2 separate regions of the Homo sapiens genome follow, and region 1 is linked to region 2. The links are chromatin loops, found by intact Hi-C in ENCODE. Cell type or tissue: heart left ventricle. All regions are shown on one strand. Links, peaks and the distances in the headings refer to the core of each region. The heading gives the core; the rest is flanking DNA. Region 1 overlaps WWC2 (WW and C2 domain containing 2). Region 2 overlaps LOC105377578 (a long non-coding RNA gene).

The links. A loop is a pair of places that touch in the nucleus more often than their neighbours do. Peaks named below come from ENCODE experiments on the same cell type or tissue, not always from the same donor. Only the 100,000 strongest peaks of a DNase experiment are listed, where the experiment ranks them.
Region 1: it touches region 2 in a loop (5-fold over the local background); 68 of 110 quality-filtered maps call a loop at or near these places.

The regions. Positions count from the first base shown.
Region 1 is chr4:183,243,330-183,259,101 of GRCh38, reverse strand. It overlaps WWC2 (WW and C2 domain containing 2), which reads right to left. Exons shown (of 23, transcript NM_024949.6): 6 at 13,557-13,686; 7 at 10,242-10,388; 8 at 9,109-9,182; 9 at 5,103-5,345. Among named protein-coding and RNA genes, the nearest start is that of WWC2-AS1, 11 kb to the right of the region's middle. RefSeq lists a silencer at 2,145-2,204. In heart left ventricle, for the core only: a CTCF peak has its summit at 9,037 (motif pointing right); no DNase peak of the experiment used is centred there.
Region 2 is chr4:183,065,335-183,081,106 of GRCh38, reverse strand. It overlaps LOC105377578 (a long non-coding RNA gene), which reads left to right. Exons shown (of 3, transcript XR_001741938.2): 2 at 3,755-3,871. Among named protein-coding and RNA genes, the nearest start is that of WWC2-AS2, 26 kb to the left of the region's middle. In heart left ventricle, for the core only: a CTCF peak has its summit at 7,358 (motif pointing left); a DNase peak (open chromatin) is centred at 7,376.

The DNA of each region.
Region 1 (15,772 bases), core at 4,420-12,419, 180 kb before region 2:
TTGGGCTCAACTGTTTAGGGAAGAGGATGACCTAAAAGTGATTCCCCTTCCGAGCTACAGCACATCTCATCATCCGCGTCGGACTATCATAAAATTTCATCCACATTCAACTGCAAAAGTTTTTCTTTTTTTTAAGAGTACAGCATTATAGAACTGTATACTTGAATAGTAAGTCATTTTAAAATATACCAAGTACCCAGGGGTTTATGCAACTAAGAGTCTGTGCAAGTATAGTCTATGTCGTGTGAAGGTCTTTAGACATCATGAAATAAAGTAGTTCAGAGCAGTAAGCAGCAGAATGGAATTCAGAAAAAGGGCACCTGGGTTTCTAATCTTGATTTGCAGCTTACTAGCTGCATATCCTTGGTAAGTCGCTGAATCAAGGGTCTTACTTTTCTCATCTGTAAAATGGTGACTATAATTCCCCTGTGTCTCCCTGGTAAGGCTGTTAAAGGGATCAATGGAGTAATGTATGAGAAAGTGCTTGACAGAGAAGAAAAACAAATCTGACTTGTTCAAAGCCTCAGCATGCCCTGAAAAGTGGTGATATAAAAACTAGCCACTTTTCTTTGGAGAAAAATAAAATTTCCTTAATTTCTAATCTCTTTGAAATGTTATATATGTTTTTGGCAGTAAGGAAACATGCCCATATTTTATTTATAGGTATCTATCCCTTTGATGTGTCAACAACACTATTCCATTATATGTTAAACTAAAAAAAGTAATTCTTGCCATTTTCTTTAATACTTCAAAAGCGCGATAAATTCTTAATTCATGGCTTTCAAAGGTGTATTTTTAAAAGCAGCGGTCATTTTAAAAATCTTTCAAATATAAATAAAAACTCAACGAGGAAAAAAGTAATATGAAGTAGACTAACTGAATTAAAAGTGCACAAAGGTCTGAAGAAAGCCCCAAACTCTACTAAAATCCATGTCTTCTGAAACAAGAGAAACACTTCGGAAGGAAGTTTTAAAACTCAATATTGCTTTTATTAAAATGAAGCCTTTTTCTAATGCTTTCAGGAGGCACCAGGATGACGTCAGAATGTGACCCTGAGCCACACTTTCAGTGCTGTCCCTTCTCCATCACTAGGGAGCGTCCTCAGCCTTCTCCAGGTGATGCTCGGCAGCTGCTCTTCCAGCCCTTTAATGTCTGCTTTGAACCACAGATGCCTGTCTTTGTGTTCTTGTTCACGTTTCCCACTTAGCTCCTACAATCCCAGAATGCAGACATCAGCCCTTTCTCCCTGCAGCACAGGGTGCCCTGGCCAGTCCCTCCGTTCTTGCTGGTGTTGAGATGAAACCTTCCCTGGGAGAAGCATGAGGAAGGCACTGGGGAGAGGCACAGAAACCCTCCTAGTGGGCCGCAGTTTGTCTCTGATGTTATCACCAAAGCCTCTCCTAGCGAAAGCCTGAAGTCTTCCTCAGAATCCACGTGTATTTCATGTGAAATGCTCTCCCCAACTTCCCCATAACCAGGGGTTAGAAGAAATTGCAGACATCAGCCCTCTCAAAAGGGTGCACACCTGTCTCTCTAGGTTCTTCTCCAACTCCTGCCTGTTGGTCTGCTGGATGAGAAAGGGTTTCCTCTACTTGGCCCTTAAAAGATTCCTCCCCCTGGCCCATCTGCTCCACATCCCCTTTCAAGCTGCCCTTTGTGAAGTGTGGGCCTTCACACCTGCCTGACTCTGCCCTCAGTGCCCTGCAGGAGAGAAGCACAGCCTGGTTTCTCCTGAACTCAGAATTCTGCACCTAGGGAAAATTTCATGTCATCTATAGAAGCAGGAAGTCCCTTTTCCACTCAAAACTAAGTGACACTCATGCCCCCACCTATTTGCTTTAAAAAATTTTTCAGAAGCAGTGGCAAAAACATTCAAATAATTAAGAAACAATTAAGACGTCTTGGCAATTACAAGGCAAACCCCCAACACTTGTGATAAAACAAGGAGCAATGTTAAGATCTTACCAGCTATAGGAAAGCACAGAGTTTAAGGAATTTCAATAACTGCATGGGAAGAATACGAAAGATGCATAGAAACACCTTCCCTGCATGGTTTTTTTCATTTGCGAGCAATTTCTCTTTAGGCCTGGCAATGCTTCACCATGAGCACCTCTTTCCCACCACCAGGTGGCGAGCACAGTCGCTGCCATCAGGCCCAGTGGGCGACACTGCAGCCCTGTGGGGGCAGGAACAGAGCCGGGGGGGGGGGGGGGGGGGCTGTAGGATCACACTCAGAGACTGAAAATTCATGTGCATCTAGCTCCTTCAGACACCAACGTTCAGCAATGACTCGGAATCTTGCCAGAGGTCACCCCTGAAATAATGGGAACCCCAAATATAAGTGGAAAACAGGAATATGTTGGGGAATACGGCAGGTAGCTTTGACAGTCATGTAGGTACCAAGAAGAAAAGGAAGGATTTGGGGTTGGTGGCACACAATCTGTTCTATGATGAAACTGAGTTTCACACAGCAAATCCTACTTCCCAAAAGAAGCTCCAGCCAGCCCTGCTTTGACACTGAGGAGACACTGCTGGCAAGGGCGTTCTCTTCCCTCTTAAACTCCCGGCGTCAGTGCAACAGCAGCAATGAGCAGAGCAGAAACCCACACACACAGGAGGAAGACACGAAAGGGTGAAGCCATAAGAAAAAATGCCAGAGCATGGGGGAATAGAAAGCAAAACCATAATAGCAACAGCAAAACCCAAAGCCAGACGAGGTTGTATCTACTTGGGAAAGAAAGGATTCAGTGTTCCCAATGGCAGCAGGTTCTGCTCTTCTGGACATGTGAACTACTGAGTCACTTTGAGCATCCCAGGATAGGAGTTAGAAAGCTTTAAGCTGATCAAGCAAGAATGTCTGAGTCCTTCAACCTTTGATGGCAATGTAAGTATGAGGATTTGCCTTTGGCCATAGACACTGATAAGGAAACTAGTATCCACTTATTTGGAATACTAAATGACCTGGCTCTTCCAGGTAACTCAGAAAGTCAACATACTACATATATAAAATACATGTTTCCCTTCCTGCTAACATCCAATCATGGGAGACAGGGCCATGGAGGTATCATATCCACACCACTTACTCCCCAGATGACACAAACCCAGTGGCTGGATCTCACTAAATAAATAATTTTTAAAATAAATATCTTATAGCTCCTCTTCCTAATGAGTTCAAGCCTACTGTCTCTGGTGAGGTTTGGGCTGTTCGTTAAAAAAAAAAAAAAGGAAAAAAAGCCTCCTATTTCACTGGAATTTTGAGTTACTATGTGTGTGCAAACAAAAGTATAAAGTTTAGGTACTTAGGAAAAAGTCAAAGTTTAGGTTCTCAGGAACAAATTGCTATCTTTAATGTTATATCATGAGTCATTTTTTGGAAGCTCTACTCCTAATAAAAAAGGCAAGCAAGACGCCACCTCAATAAAAACTAAGACAAACAAATATGTCTTCTTTCTCTGCCAGAACAAATCTGTTTGTAAGTCCTTCCTAGATTCACCTACTACAAAGTAGAACAGCTGAGATGGACGTGGCACATTAGACACGTATGATTATATAAAATTTTATAATATGTAAATGCTATGTAGTAGTATGAAACATCATTGCTGTTTTATACATGGGCCACATAAAAGCTACCCATTTCATCATAGCTACTGATGACTATCCGTAGCTAGAAACTTTAGGTATACAAATTTAGACACATCAGGGTAATTCAGAAAAACAACAGCAACAACAACAACAAAAACAAATTAATTCTCCCTTGCCTTCTTACTCTTTTTGTTCCTTTTGGTCTTTGTCAGATGGGGCCTTGCTTTGCCAGCCTGGCTGACACTTCCCTCAGGCTGACCGTTTGGTCAGCAAAATTAGACAGAAAAGCCAGAACAAGAAGGGAAGAAAAGAAGGGGAAATGGAGGCAAAGATGAGAATTATTAAGAGGGCAGAAGATTATAGTTCAGAGGCTTTTCCTTTTGATACGTTTTCATGTTCCCTACAGCTATGACACTGAGGCTGCGTGTTACCTTGATCAACATTTTAACCCACAGAAGTCAACTCTCCTAAAACGGTTAACGTTGGGGTGGGTGAGTCCCCATGCTAACACCTACCTGGGAATGTCAGAGACGTCTTCCTCTCTCCCTCCCCCTGCTTTTCAAATGTTTTGATATTATGTAGCCATGCAACCCTAACATTTATTGAGGACAAGGAATTAGAAGGCAAGACGCCACAATTTTTTTTTTTGAAGCAACTGGATTATGGCTGGGTGTTTTAAACTTACTTCCAGGTCACTTGAAATTATATCAATGTGAATTTCTTTCCCATCACCCTGAAACAGGCACTGCTGTTTACTGGCTGGCCTAAAGGATGTACATGCGGTCGTTCTCAACGGCTCTCTGGTCTGTCCTGAAACAGGTATCCAACCCATTCTGCCATCAAGGCCTGGACCCAGGCTCTTATGCAGATGCGTTCATGTCAAACTGACACACAGAGGTCCCTTCACTTAACATTCCAGCTGATCTGTTTTGCAGAACTGGATTTTTTTAGATGGAATAATCAACTCACACCTTCCCAGAGAAAGATGGGAAAATTGCCTAGAGTATTTTCCTTTACAGTTTCACCTGTTTCACGGGAGGGATGCAACTGACAAACAAAATGCAAGTGAGTACGTTGTGACCTGTTAGGGTATCACAGGGAGGAAGCTGTCTTTTCCTCGTGAAATGACTAGCAATAAACTTTTGCATTCCTGTGAGTAATAAAACCCAGAATAGGAAGCTTCAGTTGCTCTAACAGTCTAGATAATTTTTCTTATCGGAGTGCAATAGTTTATAGCTATTGTTATCAGACTTCATCAATGATGTACATTCCTGGTTTTATGTCAGCATTCCTTAGTTATTCAACATCTGTCACAGGTTTTGCACGTTCCTAAAACACAGAACTTATCCTGTCGGGCATTAGGATGGTGCACTTTATTGTTCTACAGAAAGTCCATTTGTGCTGTTTCTCAGTCCACTAAGAACAGATGCAATTGAGATTTCCAAACCCAGGGAAAATAGTATCCAGTTAAGACACCCCCACAAGAGTTAAGCTGCCCTATTTCCAGAAGGAAAACAAACCTCTCGGCCAGAGCTCTGCTTGGTGTTCCCCTCACAGACAGCAACTCTTCTTCCAGCCGCTGCCTTTCAGCTTCTAGGCGTTCTAATTCATCTTGGGTACGTTTCTGTGGGGTGACGAACTGAAGCTCTTTCAAAAGTTCTTCTTTTTCATTAATCAGCATCAGTTTTTCCTTCTCAATATCCAGTGCCCCAGGCCAGGCCTCACTGTCCAATTTTGACAGTTCAATTTTTAAGTTGGCCATACTAAAAAAAAAAAGATAGAAGAGGTATGCACATACTTAAAACTCCTGAGAAAGGTAAACACAGCCTAAGCCAAATTTGGTGTTGACATGCTGTCCAGATTTTCCTAACTTGACCTTACCAGAAAGAGGTGTGGTCTACTGGTGAGAGGCCGGAGTGGGAGCAGCAGCCTTGCACACCAGTCTCTGGGCCTGTCTCTGCACTCAGCTGTCACCCACTTCTTTCCCCCATCTTTAAAATGTGAGTGAGCATACCCAGCTACCTGACAAAAGGGTGAAGGCCAAGTACACAGAGGCTTCAAAAGCTGAGTGCTCTGGGCGCCACGAGAGGCCAGCTCTGACGTGTGACTGCCTGTGTAGGTGACAGGAAAGATGCCTGGGGGGTTCCCTTTAAAAAAACTGAGGTGAATGATGTCTGAGATGCCATCACTATACATTTTATTCCAATGTGTTTTAGATGCTGTCCGCTAGTAAAATGGGAACCCCAGGGCAGGCTGGACAGAGACTAGGGCATTAGTAAGTCAGGGAAGGAGAGAGCAGCAAAGAGAGCAGTGGTGTGGCCAACTGGTATGAAAGCAGTTGGGCCAGGTGCAGTGGCTCATGCCTGTAATCTGACACTTTGGGAGGACAAGCAGCACGATCATGTGAGGCCATGAGTTCGAGACCAGCCTGGGCAACATAGCGAGACCCTGTCTCTACCAAAAATATTTTAAAGATTTTAAAAATTAGCCAGGTGTGGTGATGTGTGTGCCTGTGGTCCCTGCTCCTTGGGAGGCTAAGGTGAGATCACTTGAGCCCAGGAGTTTGAGGCCACAGTGAGCCATAACTGCGCCACTGCACTCCTGCCTGGGTGACAGAGCAAGACCCTGGGAGGGAGTCAGGGGTTGATCCATCAAGGCTCCCCCATTGCCAAAGAGAAGGGGCAGGGCTTGGCCTTCTCCCGTTCACATTCTCCTTAAGCTGCATGTGAGTCTCCTCCCCATCAGTGCCCCGACTGGTGTACAAGCCATTTACTGAGCAGTCATTGCACTGACACTTTATACATTATTGTGCTAGCCCTGTGGTTGCTCTGTACACAGCTATTTGCAGGCAGCATACGGTGGACCTTCACTAGTACAGGCAGCTGGCATGACACCACTGGAGTGACAACAGGTGCTGAAGTGATGTGGACAGGGACAGGAGAAGGAGGAGGAAAATGCACCAAAGGCAAACCTCACTGTTTCCATAATTTTGCCTGACCCCAGATTTCTCTTATGTCTAGAGCTTCGTAACACATGGTAGAGTTAACATTACCCCCGACTCAGTACGAATGTCCTAACCACCTGAGTCAAATAACTTGCTACGTGGCACTGTAAAGACAATGAGGACTGTTCATAAGGTAAGCGGCACATGGTTCTTTCGACCATAACGACAAGATCTCAGTGAACTATGAACTCCACTGATGTCTGCACAAGGAATCTATGTTTCTACAGAAAAACGTTGGATGATTACTTTGGATATTGTTAACAGTACACACCAAAATACGAAAAACAGAAAAGAAATACTTTCCCATTTTCATGGGAGAACTTGTAGAAGGGAAGAGAAAAGGTGAATGAAAAACATAATCAAGAGCAAAGATGGAAGTAGATCTATACCTTTGTGCCATAAGTTTCTTGTTCTAATTAAAAATAAAATTGCATGTTAGAGTGGCACGGTGTATGCAGTGTACTTCTGATTTTCTCCCCCCATCTGCACTTATGATAGATTTAAGTAACATCAGCTATTCTTCAGCTTTAACCACAAAATCATAAACAACTGTCTCAACATACTAGAAAATTAATCATCAAAATGCGAAATAAGCATGATATTATTAGCTTCATTAAGCACATAAAATAAGGGCTGGAGGAGAAAACAGATTTCAGAGAAACACAACCTGCCTCTTTACTTAATCAGAATTGAGGAGGAAAAAGCATTTTCAACATATGCATAAGCGCTTGAGATTTACTTTCTCATCAGCATCACTAGTAACTTTAAAACAAAACCCCAAATGGCACGCCAATGCAACCAAGTGGGAAAGAACCAATGTCTGAAGTTTTGATGTGACTGAATTAACCAACTGAACCAGGAACAATAACATAATACAGGAAAAAGAGGCGCCCGTTTATTATTTGTGTCATCAGACATTAGGCAGGTCTTAAATTTTATTTTAGAAGGAGTGTTCCAAATTTGGGGAGCAGAATATGAAGAAGAGTTTTAGAAGCACCTAGGAAGAGAAATGTGATGTGAGCTCCAGATAAAATTCACTTAGAAGTCAAAGGAGGGTGAAAGTTGAAGCTGATCCATGGGAAGCAAGAGTCAAGCCCGAAAGAATGCAGGGGCTTAAGGCCCAGTTCTCCAAGACTGCTTCTGAGTAATGGCCATTCTCTTTCAGAAAAGCAGACCAAATTCATGGCTTTGTCCACAGCCCTGCCCAGGTGGACACACAACAAGGGGACCACAGGCACTATCTACCGAAAGCTGGCACATTGCCGGGCCACAAAACCAGAAGTTGATCCTCAATACTTATTGAAGGGAAGGCACTAATCTGGGCACTGAGAAGGAGATAATAAAGCCTAAACATTTTTCCCTAACCTGAAGAAATTTAGAATCTCCCAGAGAAAATTTAAAGGCATTAAAATTAGCTGAGTAAATTGCTGTTCAGATCGCCTAAGTGACTTGTTCAAGCTCACATGGTTAATAATTTGTGGAATGAAGCTTAGGTTTCTTTCAGGAAGTGAGGAACCAAGTAATATTAAGAATACAGGTTACATAGAGGTGAATATTGTATTTATTTTACTTTGTTAAAGCCTGATAACCTCTAAGGACTACGGCCAATTGCTTTTAAGTTATCATCATCACCAATAATAAGGAATATACTTCAATATCTGGTTCTCAGCTGAGCTTTTCATGGTCATGGGGAGAAACATGATAAATTCCTGTTTCTTGCAGGACGATAATGCAGTTTCTCCCAATGTCCTCCTAAATAATAACCCAATGGCATTTTAAAGCTCTTATGAGGAAAATAATGAAATCAAATGTATCAGTATAATCCTTTCCCTCATAATAAGGAGTTCTATATTATGAAAAGTATTTGAGTCTATCTACTAGATACGGATAGTGAAATCTCTTTTTTGTTGTTGTTGTTGAGACGGAAGTTTCTTATGTCTCACTCCAGCAGAATCACAAAGTAAGTAAAAGATAGCACAGGGATTAAGAAGAGTTTATGAGGTAAAAGAGAGAAATGAGAATCTCTCTTCCTTTTCCCTAACCTAAGTCGACTGGAACTGCCACCTCAGCACCTTCAAGGACATTAGCAGTAAGACTTCCCTTCAAATCAAAGGCAAATAAATCAATACTTATTTGCCTTAGAACTCCTCAACAGCTATTTAGTCCTATACCTGAACCACTGTATCATATTTCCATCAAAGCAACCAATCTTCTCACTTTTAATTGAGAGTTAAGTATTGTACCAACTCAAAGCTTCTTTTTTCTCAGAGGAGAAGGGGGCAAGTTCATTTGTATACTTCTCACTAATTCTCCCTGTTCTTTAGCTTTTGGTGGTTGGGGGGTGGAGGGCGGGGGGAAGAAAAGGTAGACCAGAGAGGAAGCAGCCCTGACATGCTAAAACCGAAGGGTGGCCTTGGTAAGAATGTATGGGGAGTGCCCAGCAGATGTCACCACAGGAGTAAAGATTAATTCTGGAAAAGAAAATGTTTGAGCCATGCACAAAACAGCTTCTCTGTCATTACCTTCTTTTGGCTTCTTCATACTGTAGGCTTAGCCTGACCTTTTCAGCTAAATTTGATCTACTTCTTACTCCAATCTAGTGGAAAAAGAAAAAGGAAAAAAGTCAATTAACTCTGCTAATGAATGAAGTAAATTGCTTTTGTTTCTGGGAAGTATGTGTAATTGAAAAGTTAAAGAAGATGGTACTGAAATCGGGAAACACCAATTTTAAAAGACACTTATTTTATTGTCTCAGTAGGGGCAAAACATTTCTTTCAATTCAAGCTCATCTGTTTTTCAAAGACTCTAACATTATTTTCTCTACACGTTAAATTCAAGATAAAAAATATCCTGATACTGTAAATACCAAGGTAAATGTGTCTGGTATCTCAGAGTTTATGAAGGGTGTACAGGTCAATAAAATTTATGAACTGGAACTAATTTTTTTGCCTTTATGAGCCTAATTTCTAGCATTTAGCTTTCAACTGTACAAAATATAAACTAAATAAGTTCAAAAATTAATTTTCAAACAGGTAAGCCCTACTGTTGATCTCTACCTGTTTTACTTTCACAGCACATATTTCAAAGCAGCATAAAAGAATATGAAAAGAAATGGGAATGTATTGAGAAGTAAATACCTGCTAATGGCATCCCAAAATGGAGAAGGTAAAATAGTTAACAATAGCCAAGCCACATTAAATATTTAAATGGCAGATATAAATCACAAATTAAACATTTTAATATAATCAATTAAGATTTACAAAAACAAGTTTTCTTATTAGTCTTAAAAGGCATGTTTTTCTGTTTCTCATTGGCCTAATGTTTATTTGAAAGGACCTACATTTCCAAGACTCTAAACGTAATAGGAAAAAGTTAAATTCTCATATGCCTCTAGCCTTTCAGCGTGTCTCTAAAGGAATATAGCATGAGAAAGTTTGAACAAAGCTACTCATATGGACAAATCCTGACATACTTGGCACCTAGATAGAAAAGATAAGGCTATGATTTTTAAAACTAATCTTACGAAAATGGAACACTGAATGCACACAGCCAGAATCCAAGTCACATATACTTCTGGTTCCAGTTCACCATCCATATTGCAATTAAGGCCCATCAAGGACAACACTGGGCCAACTCTTCAGCACAGATAACTTACATCTCCGGAAATGCTTGTTTGTGACCCAGCATCAAGGGTCTGTCTGGAGAGACATAAATGAGAGTTCACAGGACTACATCTCAAATCTGGCTCAGATCTGCCAATGTTCTGATCCAAATGAAACCGCTCCTGCAGCTTAGCAAGACTCTGTTCAGAAAACACAAAGTGTTTCATAAAGCTTAACAAGTAAGACAGCAAACCTTCCCTACCAGGTGAAATTAAAAGGAAAGAGCTAATCTCAATGGAAAAAAACAACTTTATTTTAGTAGGTACTTACCATTTTATATAATTGAAAAAATAACAGCAGGATATAATTTTGCACCTCCATACATGTGACTTTGGAAGCGAGATCATATTAAACCAGTTGTCTTATCTATCTCAAAACAGCATTTTCCTATGAACGGTATCTTTAAAATACATGCATGTCTTATTTCTAAAAATTTCATTAAGAAGTTATCTCTATTTCAATAGGAACCCACTCACTTCATGCAGCTGAAATTGTGGAAACAGAATATCTATAACATAATCTCTCATTTTAGATACAGTAAAAGAACTTCCTACTTTGAAGACTTCTTCAATTAAGCCATTGTACATCTGGACAGGACCCAAGAGATTATTTAGCTCACATCAATGTTAGGGATTAGGAAACTGAGGCTCAGAAGTTGCTAATGAGTGGCACAGGCATGGAACAAGCCCATCTGTGTGTCTACTGCATGGCACTGCCTGTGGTGACATGTTTGGCTTGGTAAAGAGAATAATCAAAAGCAAATGTGCCTGCTGTGGGCACTCAGGTTTAATAAACTGTGTTTACTTTAGAGGGAGGATATGAACAAGTGAAAGTATTGAAAAGGAAAGACTAATCTGAATTACTTAAAACAATAAAAAGGAAACCCTAGGGTAATCCTAATAAAATGATAAGAAACCATTATTATCAACAAAAGAGCCTGTATTTAATCCTGATATTTAAAATTTTCATGATTAGGAGGAATTAGAAATATCAGAGATCTGAAATTTTTTACCTAACTTTCTCTATTTTCTCTCAAAGGGATATATATACTATATACTATATATATAATATATATATAGTATATATATTATATATATATTATGTAGTATATATAGTATATATGTAGTATATAGTATATATAGTACATATAGTATATATAGTATATAGAATATAGTACATATAATATATAGTATATATAGTATATAGTATATATAGTATATATAGTATATAGTATATATAGTATATATAGCATATATAGCATATATATAGTATATAGTATATAGAGCATATATAGTATATACAGTATATATATAGTATATATAGTATATATATAGTATAGTGTATATATAGTATAAATAGTATATATAGTATATATATATGAGGATAAAACTTAAATGGTCACATCAAATAATATAGAAAAGAACAAAAAAACCTTTTAGTGACCTTGTGCAAGTCTTTTCTATTTTTCCATCTATACAGTGAAAAAAAGTCAGTGTTCTTCAAACTCATCTGTGATGGCAATGCATTCTATCAATTTAGTAGGTTGTTACTAGTATTTTTTTAAATGAAATAGAAGATACTAGAAAATAAAATCAGAGTACATCACCAGTTTAAGAGTAGGCATATTTCTGTGAAATTCATTTGGAGTGTGTATGTGTGTGTGTGCGCGTGCATGCACACCTGTGTATCTATAGGTACACACAATTGTGTGTTACTGGGTTTTGATGTAAAATCTATTTCTTACTGTGGTCAAAGAGGTTTGAAAGTCACAGAAGATATCTAAAGTTTCTTCTAACTCTATTGTCAATCTCTGCATCTACTAATTAATGTAATTTAGTAACTGAAAAGGGATCTAATCTTTTAATTTAATCAGGCCTGCAGATGAATCCAAAGTTTATAGGAAGAATGAAAGATGACCTAAAATTGTTGAATTAGAAGGTTCCAATGTAGATTTGCTCCAGTTCTATTAACTTTTTTTTTTAAAGGACCTACTACATGCATTTCTGGAATGACTGACTTAATCAGCAAGACAATTGTGGAACAAAACCAAAATACACACAAGTAAAGTCTTGCATGTGTTATATGTATGTTAAAACCACGTTAACCCAGACTGCCTGGGTTTGAACCATAGTCTTGCTACTTACCAGCTGTATGACTTTAAGAAACTTTAATTTTTCTGTGCTGAAATTTCCTCGTCTGTAAGCTGAGAATAATAACAGTGCCTACCTTTAGTGGCTGTTGTGAGGATCAAGGGAATTATTTATATGCAAGGCAGTTAGAAGAATGTCTGGCACAAAGTCAGTATTTACAATTACATGCTATTATTATTTTGTCTTTTCTATATTATTTTATATTCTTCTTGCAAGTAATGCAAAATTATATGGATCCAAGAATATTTATCTATATTCAACTAATATTTTGAAAACCAACATCAAGTAGTTAAATATGGTATTTAAATGTAGATGTTCTATTGAGAATGTAAACATCATCAGTGACTCTAACATTTTCCCATAGATGCGGACTAAATTATCCCTCAGCTAAGTAAGAACTCCAAATATACGAAATAAGAATTCTTAGTGTTTGGGATGGAGGGAAGGAGAGGAAGAGAGACACCCTTAAAAAAAAACTTGACTGTATTTGATAGTATAGATACTGAGAATACTGATCACTTAACGGCTATTTTGTGTTTTCTACACATGATGCTGGATCACTGGGAGTTAAGACCCACAGGCTGAGAAGTGAACAGGTTTAGTAAGGGGATCTATGGCCATTGGCAGCTTTGCTAGGGTAACTGTATAGGCATCCCCCAGCTGGGTCAGCACTCCCCGCCCCACCCTTAGCTGGCACCCCAGAATCAACTGGGTCGGAAAACTTTTCTAAGCTCCTCACATAGCCTCATCCCCAAAAGGCAAGCCTTCTACTTACTGATGGCAAATGATATATCCCTTGTGTATCCTGGGCTGAGAATTCTGCTTACTGGGGACTCATATGAAGTTTTCAGTGAGTTTCAGGGTGCACCAAGATGTTAATCTCCTCACATGAGCTCCAGGCCCCACCACCCACTATCTCAAAGGCCATCCAAAGGCTGCTTACAACGAAGCATACCAGTCAGTTGGAATCACTCTGCTCTCCTCCAAGGCAGCAGGCTACCTTTGTGCCTGCAACAATCTCCACAGGGCCCATTCTGCACAAATGTGGCAGAGGTAGAAGGGTCATCCAGACTCTGAGGGAGCACTTCTGCCCCAGTAAGAGTTTCTGGGGGCCTCAGAAGGTAGAAGTTTGGCTTAACAAAATGTTTTATAATGTACCTGCATCAGATCTTGTTTTTCTTTTTCTCCTGAGCTAATTGCCTTTCTGATAGATTTTAGTTCTGTTAGAATGGCTTTGGCTTCACTGAGTTCATACCCGCTCTGGCCTCCAGACATTTTTTTATCAATTCTGTGAAAAGAGAAAAAGAAAGAAAAAATATCAAAGAATGATAGCATATAAGTTAAACAGAGAGTAGGAAGTGGTTTGGAATTGTCTCAGTTGGATGATTATTTCACTGCTGACTGTCATATACCAGCAATCATCTTTTCAGGCAGTTTCTCCTCCTTTCTCTCTCTTTTTTTTTTTTTTTTTTTTTTTTAGATGGAGTCTTGTTCTGTCGCCCAGGCTGGAGTGCAGTGGCGTGATCTCAGCTCACTGCAAACTACGCCTCCTGGGTTCAAGTAATTCTCCTGCCTCAGCCTCCCAAGTAGCTGGGATTACAGGCACCCGCCACGATGCCCGGCTAATTTTTGTATTTTTGGTAAAGACGGGGTTTCACCATGTTGGCCAGGCTTGAACTCCTGACCTCGTGATCCGCACGTCTCAGCCCCTCCTTTCTCTTTTAATCACAGGCGGCTAAGATTTCTCCCATCCCTCACTTCAAACCCAGTCCATTTCTAATCACTTTTGGGCTCAAACAAACGCATGTCTTTTTGCCTTCAATCTGTTTGAATGATCCCACTGCTGGCTGAACCCAAACCTTATCAAGTGCTGATCCTGATCTTCACCCAAGAAAGGTAAAAGACGTGGGCAAATGCTTTAGCTGAAGAACACAGAGGCAAGTAAACTGCCACCTGATTTACATAATGTTTTGCTGTAATGTCTGTGCAAAACCTGGCACAGGGCCTGCAGCTTGGGAGGCCTTTAATAAATGGTTAATAAGTAAATTATTATTTATACTAGTGAGTATCCTACAATGTTTGGATTGTGTGGTTAGTTTTTATTTCTCTCTCTCTCTCTATATATATATATATAATATTTATTCTGCTTTTATGAAAGTTATGAGTCAAGATAAAATTGCTTGACTTGCTGGATGAGTTCAAACTTAGGAAAACGGCAGAAGGGCAGTAGTCATTTCTCAACTCATATTGAATAAACAGCTCTTCAATGAGCTAATTTATTATCCCTGCAGAGCTGCTTACCAAGTGTCCTTGCAGTTTACATCGTCACCTTAGGCTAGAGGATTTCACGTAACCTAATTCTTTGTGTTCGAAGGGCCTAATCGAATTACCTAATTCTTTTAAAAAAATAGTTTCATGTACTCTTCATGATCACTCTCCTGGTCCTCCCCAGCTGCCTGTGCTATCTGGGATTCATTATGAATACTGCACGAGTTCTCCTTGTGGGACATATGGCTATGCCTCTGCCCCACCCAACAACTCTATACACGTTCTTAGACATATTTTTGGTTTTATCCAGAGTCTCCAGAGAAATAGTACCTACTGAATCGGGGAAAACAGGCTCTGAGCTCGTTTGGTTTAAAACATTTAATAATTAATACTTATTTTCAATGTGAAAGGTATAATCTGAAAAAAAATAAAGCAATGCCATCTTAATCACTCTTCCAAACAAAGTCCACTCAAACAAGAGCGGTTTATAGATAATGTATTTCCCCAAGCACTGTTTTAGTAACTATCTTATGCTGCTGAACAAGCAATTAAAGACTTCAAGAACCTAAGAAAATAAAATAAACTTGATCATAAGATCATCTGATAATAAAGTACAACCAATCAAGTCACAGATTAAACACATGCACACACACACACACACACACACACACACACACACACACACACACACACACACAGTGTTTAGAATGGGGAGGGCCCCTAAAGATCCCCTAGTCACATTTCTTCCAAATGAAGAAGGCAAGGGAGAAACTTAATGCAAATTTATACCCCAAATTGCACAGACACTTAGCTAGTAGGGGAACTATCCTAAAATGACAGATTCAGAACTGGGGCTCTTATGACTACCACATTTAGAATATCTGATGGGACTAGTGAAGTACTTTGAATATCAGCTAATTCTACTTATTTGGGAAGAGATTTATCAATGGAATTTCTGACTCCCTGAAGTATTATATCCACCAACTTGGCTGAGGAAATGGCTTACTAAATAAAACAAATGATATTTCCAAATATAGCATTTTGGCATTTTCAAATGTAGCACTTTTTAACTAAAAATAAAAACTAAAATGTGGGGTTTCATAAAA
Region 2 (15,772 bases), core at 2,799-10,798:
ACAGACCCATTAAAGTCTATATTATGAATAGCAGAATAATAATTTATAAACACTTAAAATAAATATGAGAGAGTGAGCACCACAATTAATTTGGGCTCGATGCCTAGAGAAGTCACACATTCAGATGTTCTTGACTGAGACATACACACTAGAGCCACATATTAACCAAACCTCTTGGTGGATTTCTGTTCAACTCAATGAAGGCACACAAATGTACCACAGCACTAATATTGATTCATACTGAACCGTAGAAAGATTGTCCAACTAAAATGATTTTGTAGGCCAGTATACACAAGACAATATACATGTGTGTTTGCAAACATGCAGTTAAAAGGCATAGCCATCTGATCACTGTTAGCTTTTAAACAATTTGGCCAGTGTTTGATTTTTTAGTGAAACAGCTACAAAGTTCACTTCAGCGTTTTGCTCTGGTTGCTCAATAAAAAAAAAAAGTGTTGACAAGAGATATGGTAGAGATACAACAGGGTCTTTTCCTTTTGGCAGAGGACATTCTTGGACTGTTTTGAAAAGTCCAAGGTGCAAGCTGGAAGACTCTTCTTACAAAGCTGCAAAGGGGTGATGCAGCCTCCTACCTGTCAGCCTAGTTGAGCTTTTGTTTCCATTTAAGGGTTCCTGGGGTGTGAATGTCTTTGCTACCCTGGCTTCATTGGGAATCAGTAACTCCCCTGCCTGAATGTCTCTGCAAGTGTCCAGAACCAGGACCCTTCACGTGCAGGTATAAAGAGCTGTTGAACTATGAAGAATAGGAATGGGTGGAACCCTGAATCCCACAACCCTGGTACATGGAAAGATGCAGCTAGAGAGCTGAACTATTATTCCAGAATCTACAGAATTCTCTCCCTTCTCACTTCTTTTTCTTTGAATGACACGGAGACAGCAATATCCCCAGGCATAAATTTGGAGATATGTATAAATGTGTGTGTTGTATTCCCTTTTCTCATTTCTCTTCTGGTTGTATTTCTTCTAGTGTATGTGTGCCCCACAACTTTTCTTAGGAGCACTAGGCGAAACTATAGTAGCCTAGGGAAAAAGCCTGGGCTTTGGGGTCAGACAGATCTTGCGGGATTCCTGGCTGCACTGCTTACTAGTGGGTGACCCTCACAGTCATTTTACTTTGCGTTCCCATCTTCTTATGCGTTGCATAGGAGCAAAAGCGCCCACCTCACAGAATCGCAGTGAGCACTGAGACAATGTGTCTGACATCAGGTGACAGTCAGAATTAGTTCACTTTCCTGGCTCCTGCTGCTTCTCCATCTTCTGCCCTCTAACAGTCTTGTCTGTCTTTGCCATCTCTTTCTGTTTATCTCCTTCCCCAACATGAAATTTGCATTTTCATGGCCAAAAAAAAAAAGTATGCTTTTGGCCGGGCGCGGTGGCTCATGCCTGTAATCCCAGCACTTTGGGAGGCCGAGGTGGGCAGATCACCTGAGGTCAGGAGTTCGAGACCAGCCTGGCTAACATGGTGAAACCCCGTCTCTACTAAAAACACAAAAATTAGCTGGGCATGGTGGCACGCACCTGTAATCCCAGCTACTCAGGAGGCTGAGGCAGGAGAGCTGCTTGAACCCAGGAGGCGAAGGTTGCAGTGGGTGGAGATTGCAGCATTATACTCCAGCTTGGGTGACAGAGTGAGACTCAGACTCAAAAAAAGAAGACAAGAGGCTGGGCATGGTGGCTCACGCCTGTAATCCCAGCACTTTGGGAGGCCGAGGCGGGCGGATCACAAGGTCAGGAGATCGAGACCATCCTGGCTAACATGGTGAAACCCCGTCTCTACTAAAAATACAAAAAAGTTAGTTGGGCGTGGTGGCGGGCGCCTGTGGTTCCAGCTACTCGGGAGGCTGAGGCAGGAGAATGGCGTGAACACGGGAGGCGGAGCTTGCAGTGAGCCGACATCGTGCCACTGCACTCCAGCCTGGGCGACAGAGCGAGACTCTGTCTCAAAAAGAAAAAAAAAAAAAAGGATGTTTTTAAGTAGTTTGACCTTACCAAATAAATGGAAACTTTTAAAGTTTCTAATTTAGAAATCTTGTGCCTTCAGATGTTTCAGTGTCTCTGAAAATACATGCTTAAAATGTGTAATGAACTTCCTTTTTCCGGTAACATCTCAACCCTTTTCCTAAGTTTGGGTACCGCCTGGCGCAGGAGCCTTGGTGGAAGGCGGGGAATGTCTCCAGCTAGAGGACTAGAAAGGGGATGCAGGTAGTAAGTGACTTAGCCCAGCAAATCAGAGGCTCCCAATGTGCTTCTGAACTGGACTCAGCCAATCAGATGCTCCCAACGGGAAGTGACGCAGAGACGAGTGGTTCAAAGCTGGGAGAGCGAAGGCGGCAGCAACACCCATCTGCAGGTACTGCAGGGGTCGGGTGCAGGGGTACGCCGGCCTAGCCCAAGAGGGGGGCCCTCACTCAGTCTTTTCGGAAGAGCCCCACTCACCCTCAGGCAGTTTCTTTCAGGCTTTTGTGGCTTCCTGCGCCATGCAGTTACGCTGGAGAGGGATTTAAGAAGTGAAGATAGAGACATTTTAGAGCCATTTCCCAGCTTTTGTGCCATTGTCCTGGGAATTCTTCTCTCTTAGATAAAAGTGACAGGCTACCTACCTTCTCGCAGGAATTCTCACCAGAGGGTCCTGTTTGAATTTTAATTTTAGTAACCTGATTTTTATTTCTTTTCCTCTCACTTCATTTCCGTGTATCCATGTTTGAAGGTGTGTGTGTGTGTGTGTGCGTGCATGCATCTCTGTGTGTACCTGTGTGTGTTTCTTTCTCCTCACTTTTCTCATGTTAAAGGCTAACCTGAAGTTAAAATAGTTCAAAAAGTCATCTCTGGTTAAAAACCAATAAAGCCAAAACGATAGAAAATCTAGAATTTAACAGATGCTTTTACATATTGCAAATCAAAAAACCTTTCAGTGGGCCGGGCATGGTGGCTCACGCCTGTAATCCCAGCACTTTGGGAGGCCGAGGCAGGTGGATCACCTGAGGTCAAGAGTTCGAGACCAGCCTGGCCAACATGGTGAAACCCCGTCTCTACTAAAAATACAAAAATTAGCCAGGTGTGGTGGTGTGCGCCTGTAATCCCAGGTGCTCAGGAGGCTAAGGCAGGAGAATCACTTGAATCTGGGAGGCAGAGGTTGTAGTGAGCTGAGGTAGTGCCACTGCACTCCAGCCTGGGTGACAGAGACTCCGTCTCCAAAAAACAAATCAAAACAAAAACAAACAAAAAAGGCTTTCAGTGTATAAATGCATTGTTAAATATTTTCTCATTGCATTGTTTTTTCTTTCTTTTGAGACAGGGCCTCACTCTGTCACCCAGGAGTACAGTGGCACGATCACAGCTCACTGCAGCCTTGAACTCCTGTGCTCAAGGGATCCTCCAGCCTCCACCACCACAGTAGCTGGGACTACAGGTGCGAGCCACCACACCTAGCTAATTTTTGTATTTTTACAAAACATGGTCTGGCTATGTTGCCCAGGCTGGTCTCAAGCTCCTGGGCTCAAGCGATCCTCCTGCCTTGGCCTCCCAAAGTGTTGGGATTACAGGGGTGAACCACTGCACCTGGCCTTCTCATTGCATTTTACAGTACTTTCCAGAATCACAACCCCAAATGTAAGAAACACAACTTAAATAAACACACATATTTGAAGTCATAATAGGGTTGCTCTCTTTGCTTTTTAAATCTGAGACACTTTAACCACCTATTAGTTATTGTTTATTTTCCTTTCTCTTCAAGCTGTCACATCTACCTGCGGAATTCACCTTATACCTTAGAGAGAGGCTGCAGTCAGTGACAGCTGATGGGAAATGCATCTGTTCCTTTGAGTAATTCAGCAACATCATTACTTCTCAGGTATCTGTTGAGGGTGGAGCAAGCTACAAATCGCTGATGAAATTCACTGTGTAGAAGCCGAGCTCGTGGGTTCTGCCACTTATTATCTTTGTGACTTTGGGCAAAGTGTCTCTTGGTGCCTCTGTTTCCTCCTCTGGAAAAAGACGTGCTGATGATAATAGTACCTACTTCATAGGGTGCTTGTGAATGTTAAACGGGCTAATACATGTGAAGCACTCTCCACGGAACCCAGCAGGTAGCATGTGCTGAGGACAGGCTCACCGTTGCCATTATAATGCGTATCCCTCAGTTGGCCAGTGGGGAACTTCCAGATCTAACAGCCTGGTATGGGCTGAACTGTGTCTCCCCCTACAAATTCATATGTTGAAAGCCTACTCTCCAGTACCTCAGAAAGTGACTGTGTTTTTGAATTTAGGGCCTTTAAGGTCAAACTGTCCAGGCGCCATGGCTCATGCCTGTAATCCCAGCACTTTGGTAGGCTGAGGCGGGCGGATCTCCTGAGGTCAGGAGTTCAAGACCAGCCTAACCAACATGGTAAAATCCCATCTCTACTAAAAACACAAAAATTAGCCGGGCATGGTGGCAGGCACCTGTAATCCTGGCTACTCGGGAGCCTGAGACAGGAGAATTGCTTGAACCTGGGGGGTGGAGGTTGCAGTGAGCTGAGATCATGCTACTGCACTCCAGCCTGGGCAACAGAGCCAGACTCTGAAAAAAAAAAAAGAGGTAATTAAGGTCAAATGAAGTCATGTGGGTGGGCCCTAATCCAGTATGATTGATGTCCTTACAAGAAGAGATCAGGACACAGACACACAGAAGAAAGGCCACATGAAAATATAGGGAGAAGATGGTCACCTACAAGCCAAGGAGAGAGGCCCTCAGAAGAAACTGACCCTGCTGACACCTTGATCTTGGACTGTTAGCCTCCAGAGTTGTGAGAGGATAGATTTCTGTTCTGTAAGCCCCCCCGCCTGTGGTGCTAATATCTTGGTACTTTGCTTTGGCAGCCCTAGCAAATGAATATGCTGTCCAGTCACAAGCTCTGTCCTTGCAACTGGCTCCAACCTGGGGTTCTCTGCCCTTGAACCTTTCTGATTCCCCCATCCCTCTAGATGCCCCTCATCTCCATCTCACAGCTTCCTTCGCCACTTTCTGTCCCCAGAGTGTAAAATTCCCCAGGCTCTTCCTCAACACTTTTTCTTTCTATATTTCCCCGTGAGGATGAACTGATGGCCCATTTTCATAGATCCAACTGCCACCTTTATGCCCAGGAGTCCCAAATCTATAGCTCTAGTTTTACTCCCCTGAAATCCACACAGACTTTCCAAATGCCTGCTAGACATCATGAGGATATCTTGCTAATATACCCCCCACCAAGCTCATTGTCTTTTCATCCAGATTTTTCCTCCTGCTTCTCCTCCCTCCCTTAATGCCTTTATCATTGCCTTAGTGACCCCTGCTATGAAATCAACCATTGTTTCCTTCTCTTATCACCCTCTTTCCCCTAAGCCCTATAACTCACTTCCCGAAGTTTCCTTTACTTTTCACTCTTTCCCCATTCCCCGCTACACAGACCCAGGATTCATCTCTTGCCTAATATTTTTCAATTTCTTCCTAATGATTTTCCCTACCTTGGGTTTCAGATCTCCATTTTTCAGGGATTTTTTCCCCTAAATTACAAATAATATTTTCCTCTTGAAATATCTTACTGATATTTTGTTGCCTAATTTAACAAATAAAGCCCCAAATTACTCCCACTGGCATTCGTGATTTCCATGATCTTTTAAACATCCTTTTCAGCTTGAGAGGATATATTTTGCACAAATTGTGGCTTCCACAAAATCACCTAGTACACTTTACACTGACTGCTGCCGTATCAGACTAGTGCAGAATCAGTGTAAATTGGTGATCCTACAAATAGTAATCAGAGTAATCATTTATCTTCTGCAAATATTAATAGGTCACCCTTGCCTTCTGTAGATTACAACACTTCCCTTCAAAGTAGACCCTATACAGTGAATGAAACAAAGGGGAATTCAGATTTTTTAGTAAGTGCTTTTTTTTTTTTTTTTGAGACGGGTTCTCATTATGTCCCCCCGGGCTGGAGTGCAGTGGGCAATGGGGCAATCATAGCTCACTGCAACCTTGAGCTCCGGGGCTCAAGCAGTCCTCCCACCTCAACATAAGCCACTGTCCCCGGCCAATAAATACTACTTTAAACTCCATGGAGCTTCAGCACATCTTATCCAGATCACTCTGTAGGGCTGAGGATAATGGTTTGGGGGAATGCATCCCTCATGTATCTTAGGCATATTTCTAAAACTGCATAATCACCATGGCCATTTCTGATGGCCAATGCCCAGTGCCACTCCTTGGAAAATGTCAAGAATGTAAGACTCAGGTCTGTTGCAATGAAATGCATTTCCAGTGAGGCTAATGATCCTTATGTAAATTGTTGGAATTCTTGCGTGAATAACCCTTAGCAGTAATGGCAATGAAATGGAATCTCACTTTACTTTTCTTCCTGGGGGCTTCCAGACCCTCAGGTTCACCATTGCAAATGTTCAGTAAACAGAGTGCTGAGCGTAGGTGGAAAAGAGATCTGGGTGAGGAGTGCAATTTTGGGGTTTTCCACATCCAGGAGAGAAGCAGAACTGTACCAGTGGATCCATTGTCAACCATGGAGTTCAGGAGGGGAGGGCCTGACCCTGCAAGACGCACTCGGAGAAAGAATTCATGAAAAGTGATCCCGACCTTGCAGAGCAAGCATTGTAGTTAATCACACTTAGATAAAGGAGAACAGCGTATTTCTCAGTTACGTTTCCTGTCTTCTCAAGGGTTTAGCCAGATCTCCATCAACATAGCCTAAGAACATTTTGTTTTACTTTCTAATTATTTGCTTTAAACTTTCAAACTATTTTGGTATCATTCTTCAGTATGGGCAGAGAGAAGATTTTTTTTAAGGGTTTCTTTGGGGACCATTAAATATAGTTTTTAATCTGTTTTACTTGGTTTTTATTTTAGTAATGCTCAGAGGAATATTCATGTATGAATAAGCCTGAAATAATAAAGCTTGGACTAATTGTATTTTTGGGAAATAGGTCAATTCACAGCTATAAAAAGCAAAAGGCAACATGTAGTAGCAATAGTTCTATCTGAATGTCGGTCATCTAGATTATTGCTAGCTCACACATTCCATGTGTTTTTAACTTGATATTAATGGTTAGAAATGTAGCAATGTAGTTTTTTGGGTAATTTTTGAAGAATAATGACTTCAGGTTAAAATAGGTAGGGAGTTTGGGACCCAAATTCCATCAGTAAGATTCCTTCAGCCGTCCTTCACCTGATTTGAGAAAAGTCATACAAATTCTTACCAAATTATGAACATTTGACTAATGAACATCTATCCACAAAAATCTCCTGGTGGTAGATGGGCTTCTTTCCCATCCGGGTTTTACCTGGGACAATTGAGGGGTCACGAGATCATGCTGCCACCTGGTGGTCCACATGGGTAACTAACATCTACCCTCAAACGATTTTCTCGGGGGCAGTTCAGTTCTGCTCTGTTCAATAAATCTTCATTGAGCTTTCACGAAGGCCAGGCATTGTGATCCTTACCCAGGGGACAGACCTGTCTCTAGCTACTTTTCCTTTGTGTTTTTCCATTTATAATTCAGTTTATTTAGTCTCATGCAGTTGCTTTGTTGGCACTCATATTCTCTTAAACCCTCCTCTTCCTCCTTGCCTCTCTTAACCCGTTTGGCTTCCTTAGAAATGATAATTTCTCGCCGGGCGCAGTGCTCACGTCTGTAATCCCAGCACTTTGGGAGGCCAAGGCGGGCGGATCACGAGGTCAAGAAATCGAGACCAGCCTGGCCAACATGGTGAAACCCCATCTCTACTAAAAATACAAAAATTAGCTGGGCGTGGTGGCGCATGCCTGTAATGTCAGCTACCCAGGAGGCTGAGGCAGGAGAATTGCTTGAACCCGGAAGGTGGAGGCTACAGTGAGCAAAGATCTCGCACCACTGTACTGCAGCCTGGCGGCAGAGCCAGACTCTGTCTCGCAAAAAAAAATAAAAAATAATAATAAAAAAAAGATGATTTCTCTTCTTCTTTCTCGAGTTCTGTTTGTGCAGCAGTAGTGACACTAATCACAACTTTAAAGCAAACGTGTTATGGTCTTAGATATTTTTTTCCAAGGAAAAGGAAAAGGAAAATAATACATTTCATGATTTCTCCATAAACTCGTAAAGGCCTCAAAAAGGGCCCAGAGTTCTACAGAAGGCTCTTGTCGTCTTCTCATCTGATTGTGTGTCTACATTGCTTTTACCCACTTTTCCTGAGGCACCGACATTGAACAAAAAGATTGATTCTTGTTCTTATCCATTTTCAATTTTCTGGAAATAACAAATGTTGCTTTTTACTATTTTTCATCACAAGTGTGGACCATTTCAACTCATTGTGGGTTAAACCAACTTTCTTAAGATTATTTGTGAATACAATCATTTTTAATAAAATGGTTTTTAGGGAAAATTTATTCAGAGTTCACACGAGCAGCTTAAAAGCTTTTGCAATGCAGTCCACTTCAACATGACGATTTTCTGCACTTGAAAAACAGATAAATTAGAGGCTATTTTCTTTATAATAGAAAAAAAGTGTTATTTTATAGAATAATTAATCATGGAGTTTTAAATATGATCTTCTCATTACATTTAATTGTGATTCAATTGTAAAGCATTTAGAAACAGAAGTAGTCATAAATTTAGTGGGGGTAAACACAGATTGAACCAGGAATTATCAAAGAATTTGGAAGAATTATACAACTTAAGAATTTCGTTGGTTCCAGTAAGCGCTCACATATCTGAAATATCCTTGCCTGCAGTCAAAACAATGTGAAGACTAATTACAATAAGAAATACTCAACCTTCAAATAAATTCCTACAATTCTTTGTGGAATTGCTAAATCAAAGGATATGTACATTTGTAATTTTGATAAGTACAGTAATGCTAAATTTCCCTCCATAGAGATTAAACTAATTACATTTCTATCATTTATTTTTTAATCCCCAAAGACATCATTATTTTTGTTTTATACAGTCAATGTTTGTTAGATTTATCAACACATTTAGAGCTTCCTGTGTTCTTCATTCCTTCATCATTTCTGGCTCTCCATATGGGATCATTTTTCTTTTTTTAAAATATGCCCCTTAGAATTCCCTTTAGCAAGCTTCTCCTGGTCGTAAACTCTTTGTCTTCTTTGTCTGAAAATGTCTTTCTTTGTTTCCTTCCTGAAATAATTTCAAATTGACAATTATTTTCTCTTAGCACATTGAAAATCTCATTCTTTGTCTTCCGGTTTCCACTGTGGCTGTTAAAGAATTAGGTCTCACACAGTCTGACTGTTTTAACTCCCTCTAAGGTAATTAGTTTTTTCCCCCTCTGGCTGCTTTGAAAATTTGTCTTTGCACCTTTAAAATAATTGTATTGTTTCATGTTTTTGTTTGTTTTGTTTTGTTTTAGTTCCACTGCATGTATCTAGTTGTAGATTTTCTCCCCTGCTTAGGATTTGATAAGTTTCTTAAATCTGTGGATTTGTCTTTCTTGTAAGTTATTAGTTATTATCATTTCAAATATTGTCTTTTAGTTATTTTTTCTCCTCTCTTTTTAGGACACTTATTAAATGTATATTAGACCTTCTTATTTTATCATCAATGTTTTTTAACCTCTTTTCTATATTTTTTGTCCTCTGTGCTACATTCTACATAATTTCTTCTGACCAACATCCAGTTCACCAATTTTCTCTTTAGCTCTGTCTAGCCTGCTGTTAAACTATATTTGAGTAATTAATTTTAGTTATAGGGTTGTTTGCTTTTTGGAGTTCTATTTGTTTGTTAGGGTAATTTTATAGTTCCTGATTCCCCAAAGACATTTTCTTTTCTTTTCTTTTCTTTTCTTTTTCTTTTTTGAGATAGGGTCTTGCTCTGCTGCCCAGGCTGGAAGGCAGTGGTGAGATCATAGTTTACTGCATCCTCGACCTCCTGAGCTCAAGCAATCCTCCCACCTCAGCTTCCCAAGTAGCTTGGACTATAGGCACATGCCACTGTACCTGGCTAATTTTATTTATGTTTGTGTGTGTGTGTGTGTGTGTGTGTGTGAAGACAGAGTCTCATTATGTTGCCCAGGCTGGTCTCAAACTTCTGGCCTCAAGCAATCCTCTCCCCTCAGCCTCCTAAGTGCTGGGATTACAGGCATGAACCACAGGGCCTGGCTCCCAGAGATATTTTTCAAGGTAGTCTTTTATTTCTTAATACGTAAAAACAGGTGGCTGGGCACAGCAAGGACTCTGAGGAAGGCCTGTTTCTTTTGTTTCTTTGTTTGTTTTTGTTTATTTTTGCCCAGGCTGGAATGCAGTGGTGTGATCATAGATCACTGCAGTCTCAACCTCCTCCCTCAGCCTCCCAAGTAGCTGTAACTACAGGTGCATGACACCATGCCCAGCTGATATGGTTTGGATTTGTGTCCCTGCTCAAATCTCATGTCAAATGTAATCCCCAGTGTTGGAGGAAGGGCCTGGTGGGAGGTGATTGCATCATGGGGGCAGATTTTCCCCTTGATGATCTCGTGATAGTGTGATAGTGAGTGAGATCTGTTTGTCTAAAAGTGTGTAGCACCTCCCCCTTCACTTTCTTTGTCCCACTGCAGCCATGTGGGACATGCCTCCTTCCCCTTCACCTTCCACCATGATCGTGTATCTCCTGAAGCCTCCCCAGCCATGCTTCCTGTACAGCCTGTGGAACCATGAGCCAATCGAACTTCTTTTCTTTATAAATTACCCAGTCTCAGGTAGTTCTTTATAGCACTGCAAGAACAGACTAATATACCAGCTAATTAAAACACGATTTTTTTTTTTGTAAAGATGGTGGCTTGCTGTGTTGCCCAGGCTGGTCTAGAAGGCCTAGCCTCAAGTGATCTTCCTGCCTGAGCCTCCCAAAGTGCTGGGATTACAGGTGTGAGCCACTGTGCCCAAAGCCTGTTTCTGGGAGACGTGGGATTCTTCTGATAGGTGTTTTGGCTCAAGGACTCACCATCAGTCTTACTGAACTTCCTTAGAACTGCATTGCAGCTCAAGATTCTTCCTCCTGGCCTTCCTTGTTCCCTCTCTGCTGCACAGGGACCACAACGGCAGTGTAATATAACTCTCCACTATTCCACAATTCCCTTGGCTGCCTACCCACTTTCCGGGACAGGCATTCCCCTAATAAATTCTTGCATGTCTAATTCTGTCTTGGTGTCTGCCTCTTGTAGAACCTGGACCAACATAAAGGGTACAAGGAATAATTGAAGAAAACAGATGATAAATGGGGATTTGAGGTTGCTTCACACACTGCCAGGTGGGCAAAGACGATGCTATCCTGGTTGGTAGGTGGGGTGTGAATAGTCCCTGGCACAAAGTGAGGCTTAATTACTAGAGATTTCACCAGTAATGATGTGAAAAAATGTCCCAGTGAAAGGGCCGTGGTAGAGACGCAGGCATTCAAAAGATTTGGAGGTGGGGGCAGGAAGCCATGCCTACCAAGACAGCAGAGTGGCTAGTTACTGCTACGTTGTATTGATGCCGTGCAGAGAGATAATGAGAAACTGGGACCCTTAACACATTATTCATGGTTAACTGTAGGAGGCTCAGTGGTAACTTACAAAGGGGCCCTGTCTCCTGCAGTGGAGCAGAATGAATGGAACCCACATGATCCGCTGGGGTGCATCCTGGTACGCCCTTGCCCTGCTGTAATTGTGAATGGACACATGCAACAAGCCCAGCCTTAGGAGAGTGTGATCATCAAGGGCTCACACCTCTCAGGAATGAAGAGTTGGTTCACACCACCAGGTGAGCCATCAAGAGCTGCTGAGATCATTGCTGAAGATGAGGCGAATCCCAACTGGGGAGAGGTGTAACAGCTGCAGCCCTGAAATCAGCTGCAGTGATAGAGGCGTCATTCCCCTGACACTCCTCTTTTAGGTTTCCGCTTGTTAAGAATAAATTCCCACAATAACCAAAGAGGAACTCCTCCCTGAACCCATATGGAGAAGTGCAGGACAGTACAAGGGGTGGTGGCTGGGAGATACTTCTCTCAGGTCTCCAGTTTCAGGGAGTATAACTGACCGACGGCCTCAGCTGCTCCCAGCTAATGCCCAAGCAGGGCAGGGATGCTAAGCTGGGTCTATCCCTGGGAAACACAAAACTCCTCTGATGGGCACCTTTGGCTCAGGGTTTCCCATCGGCCTTGACAAGCTCTTTTAGAACTGTACCTGCAGGGTAAGACTCTTCTATCCCCCGCTCCTTCCTTCCCTTTCTCCTTCACCTGCGTCACAGTCTGATGGCTCTCCCCATCTTCTCTGGCTTATGCCCATTTTCCTTCATTTCCTGCATTCGAGAAGTATTAGGTGTTTCCCGTAATAAATCTCTTTCTCATTTAACCCCATCGTGGTGTCTGCTTTTTTCAGCAGACTAACAGGTCTGTTATTTCTGTTGTTCTCATTCATGGTGCCTTATTTCCTTGTGTTCCTGGTTATCTTTGACTGTGTGTTCGTCACTATCATTAAACTATTAGTTAAGGGGTTTTCCCTGGGATCTGAGATGAAGGTTTTCTGCAAAAAAGATGTTCATTTGCTTCTTCTAGGCACCTGGAAATACCACTGGCCCAGGAGCACCTTACACCATGTTGTTGGCTTCAGGTCCTCTGGGATTTCTCAGGTAACATAAACCTGGGCTGCTCATCTCAGGGAGGATGAGCCCTCTCCTGAGAATATAACTCTCTTCTTAGCCTCCACCTTGTTCAGACCCAGGGCTTCCTTTCTTTTCCCTTTGTCCTCTTCAGCTTCAAAATGAAAATTCACAATTGTTAGGATCCACAGATAGCCTTTGGGCAAATGTAGCCTTCATACTCCACATACCATTCTGGGTTTCTGTTTCTCCTCCAACATTTGCAGGGTAATTCCTCATGATCAGATGAGGATTTTAAAAATATTTTATTTAGCATTTTTAGTTGTTTTCGGGTGGAAGGTTGGTGGAAATAGCACATCATTACCAGACAACAAAGGTCAGATGTGTTTGTTTTCTCCGTATGGATTTAGAATCAGTTTTGTCTGATTGCCAGAAAACAGTCTGTTGGATTTTTTAAAAACTCAAATATATTAATTATTTACAAATCAGTTACATTTACTGACATAGTCTATCAAATTTTGTGTTCACTTTTGTTTCTTGTAACTCACGTTTTTCTCCTGGGATCAGATTTCTTCCTGCTGAAGCACCTCTTTCAATGTTTCTTTTGGTACATGTCTGAAAATATCCTTAATTTGCCCTCATAATTGTGTGAAACTTAAGCTGGACACAAAATTGTGATTTGACAGTTATTTTCCTTCAGTCCTTTAAATATATGACTATTTTATTCTGGCATCTATCTATTCTTGCTGCCAATTTAATGATTAATCTTTTGTAAATAATCTGTCTTTTATCTTTGATAGCTTTTGAGACTTACTCCTTCTCTTCTTGTTGTTTAATTTCATCGAATGTGTCTCCATGGGAATTCATCCTAATCTTGCTTGTTGCTCAGAGTTCACTCTCAATGTGCAGTCACCTCACACTTGCAGTTTTTGGCTATTCAAATGTTGTTTCCCTGCCATTCTTTCCGTTTTCTTCTGGAAATGTTTGTTGGAGCTTCTGAACTATCTTTTAAAAATTTTTAATTTTGTAAAGACAGAGTCTTGGCATGTTGCCAAGGCTGGTCTTGAATCTTGGGCTTAAGCAATCACCTATCTCAGCCTCCCAAAGTGCTGGGATTACAGGCATGAGCCACTGCACCTGGCCATCAACTATCTTTTACATTTGTTAACTGATCGTTCTCTATCTTACTCAGATGTTTCCACTTGGCTTCAAGGCCCCCAATCCCCAACACAAAAGTGTTTCTAGTCTTTTTTTTTTTTTGAGTTGGCGTCTCACTCTGTCACCCAGGCTGGAGTACAATGGTGCGATCTTGGCTCACTGCAACCTCTGCCTCCCTGATTCAGGCAATTCTCCTGCCTCACCCTCCTGAGTAGCTGGGATTACAGGTGCCTGCAACCACATCTGGCTAATTTTTGTATTTTTAGTAGAGACGGGGTTTCACCATCTTGGCCAGGCTGGTGTCAAACTCCTGACCTTGTGATCCACCCACCTTGGCCTCCCAAAGTGCTGGGATTACAGGCATGAGCCACTGTGCCCAGCCTGTTTTTAGTCTTATAGTGGCATTCTGGGGCTCTTGTGTTGTAGTGATATTGAGTTGCACATTGTCTTAGTTTCCTAGGCTACCTTAACGAAGTACCACAGACTGAGTTACTTAAACAACAGAAACTTATTTTTGTACAATTCTGGAGACTGGAAGTCCAAGATCAAGGTGCTGGAGGGATTGGTTTCTCTCGAGGTCTCCTTGGCTTGTAGATGCTGTCTTTTTCCTGTGTCTACACAATGCCTTCCTCTGTGCATGTCTGTGACCTGATTTCCATTTTTTTCTGGGTGGGGGATGTTTTTGAGATGGAGTCTTGCTCTTTCACCAGGCTGGAGTGCAGTGGTGTGATCTTGGCTCACTGCAACCTCCACCTCCCAGGTTCAAGCGATTCTCCTGCCTCAGCCTCCCGAGTAGCTGGGACTACAGGCACGCGCCACCACGCCCAGCTAATTTTTGTATTTTTAGTAGAGGCAGGGTTTCACCATATTGGCCAGGATGGTCTCGATCTCTTGGCCTCGTGATCTGCCTGCCTGGGCCTCCCAAAGTGCTGGGATTACAGGTGTGAATGACCACGCCTGGCCCTGATTTCCACTTTTTTAAGGACATCAGTCATATTGGATTAGGACCCAACCTAATGTCCTGATTTTAATTTAATTATCTCTTTAAAGGCCCTATCTCCAAATACAGTCCCATTCTGAGGTACTGGGGAGTAGAACTTCAATGTATTAATTTTGGGGAGATACAATTCAAACCATAATGCACATCTAATCCTTCTGCTTGGTCAATGCTTGGTGCATTCATTTTTTTTGAGCTACTGTAACAAATTACCACAAACTGAGTGGTTTAAAACAACAAAAATTTATTGTCTCACAGGTCTGGAGGCCAGAAGTCTGAAATTAAGGTGTCTGCAGGGCCACGCTTCCTCAGAATGCTCCAGGGGAGGATCTGTCCTGGCCTTTCTAGGAACTGCCTTCCGTTATTTCAGTGTTCTGTAAACTGGCCTCTGGGGTCCCCAGGCTTTCCTTAGTTTATGGCAGCATCTCTCCAATCTCTGCCTTTATCTTCACATGGCTGTCTTTCTCAGTGTGTCTGTGTCTCTTCCCTTTTTTTTTTTTTTTTTTTGGTAAAGATGGGGTCTTTTTATGTTGCTCAAGCTGGTCTGGAACTCCTGGGCTCAAGCAATCCTCCTGCCTTGGCCACCCAAAATGCTGGGATTACCAGCATGAGCCACCTCACCTGGCCTCTCTTCTCTTCTTATAAGGACACTAGTCATACTGGATTAGGACCTATCCTAACAACTTCATATTAACTTCATTACATCTGCAAAGACCATTAACAGTCTTTGACTGTTAAGGGGTTAAGACTTCAAGGCATCTTTTTGGAGGACACAACTCAAGCCATAATACTTGGTCATGAAGGGTTTCCGTGACCATCCATGCCTTAGGTCTGCTATTTGCTAAAATATTTAGCCCTAGGTTGTGTTTGTTTTAAAATATAGTCTATTAGTAGAAAATTCGAGGTATTGTAAGGCCAACATATCAGGAGAGGACTGACATTGCAAAGAGAGCTTGTTACTTACAGTTCCCAGGAGAAAAAGGGCACACCATGCCAGGCAGGGCTATAAGGGAAACCAAGTTGC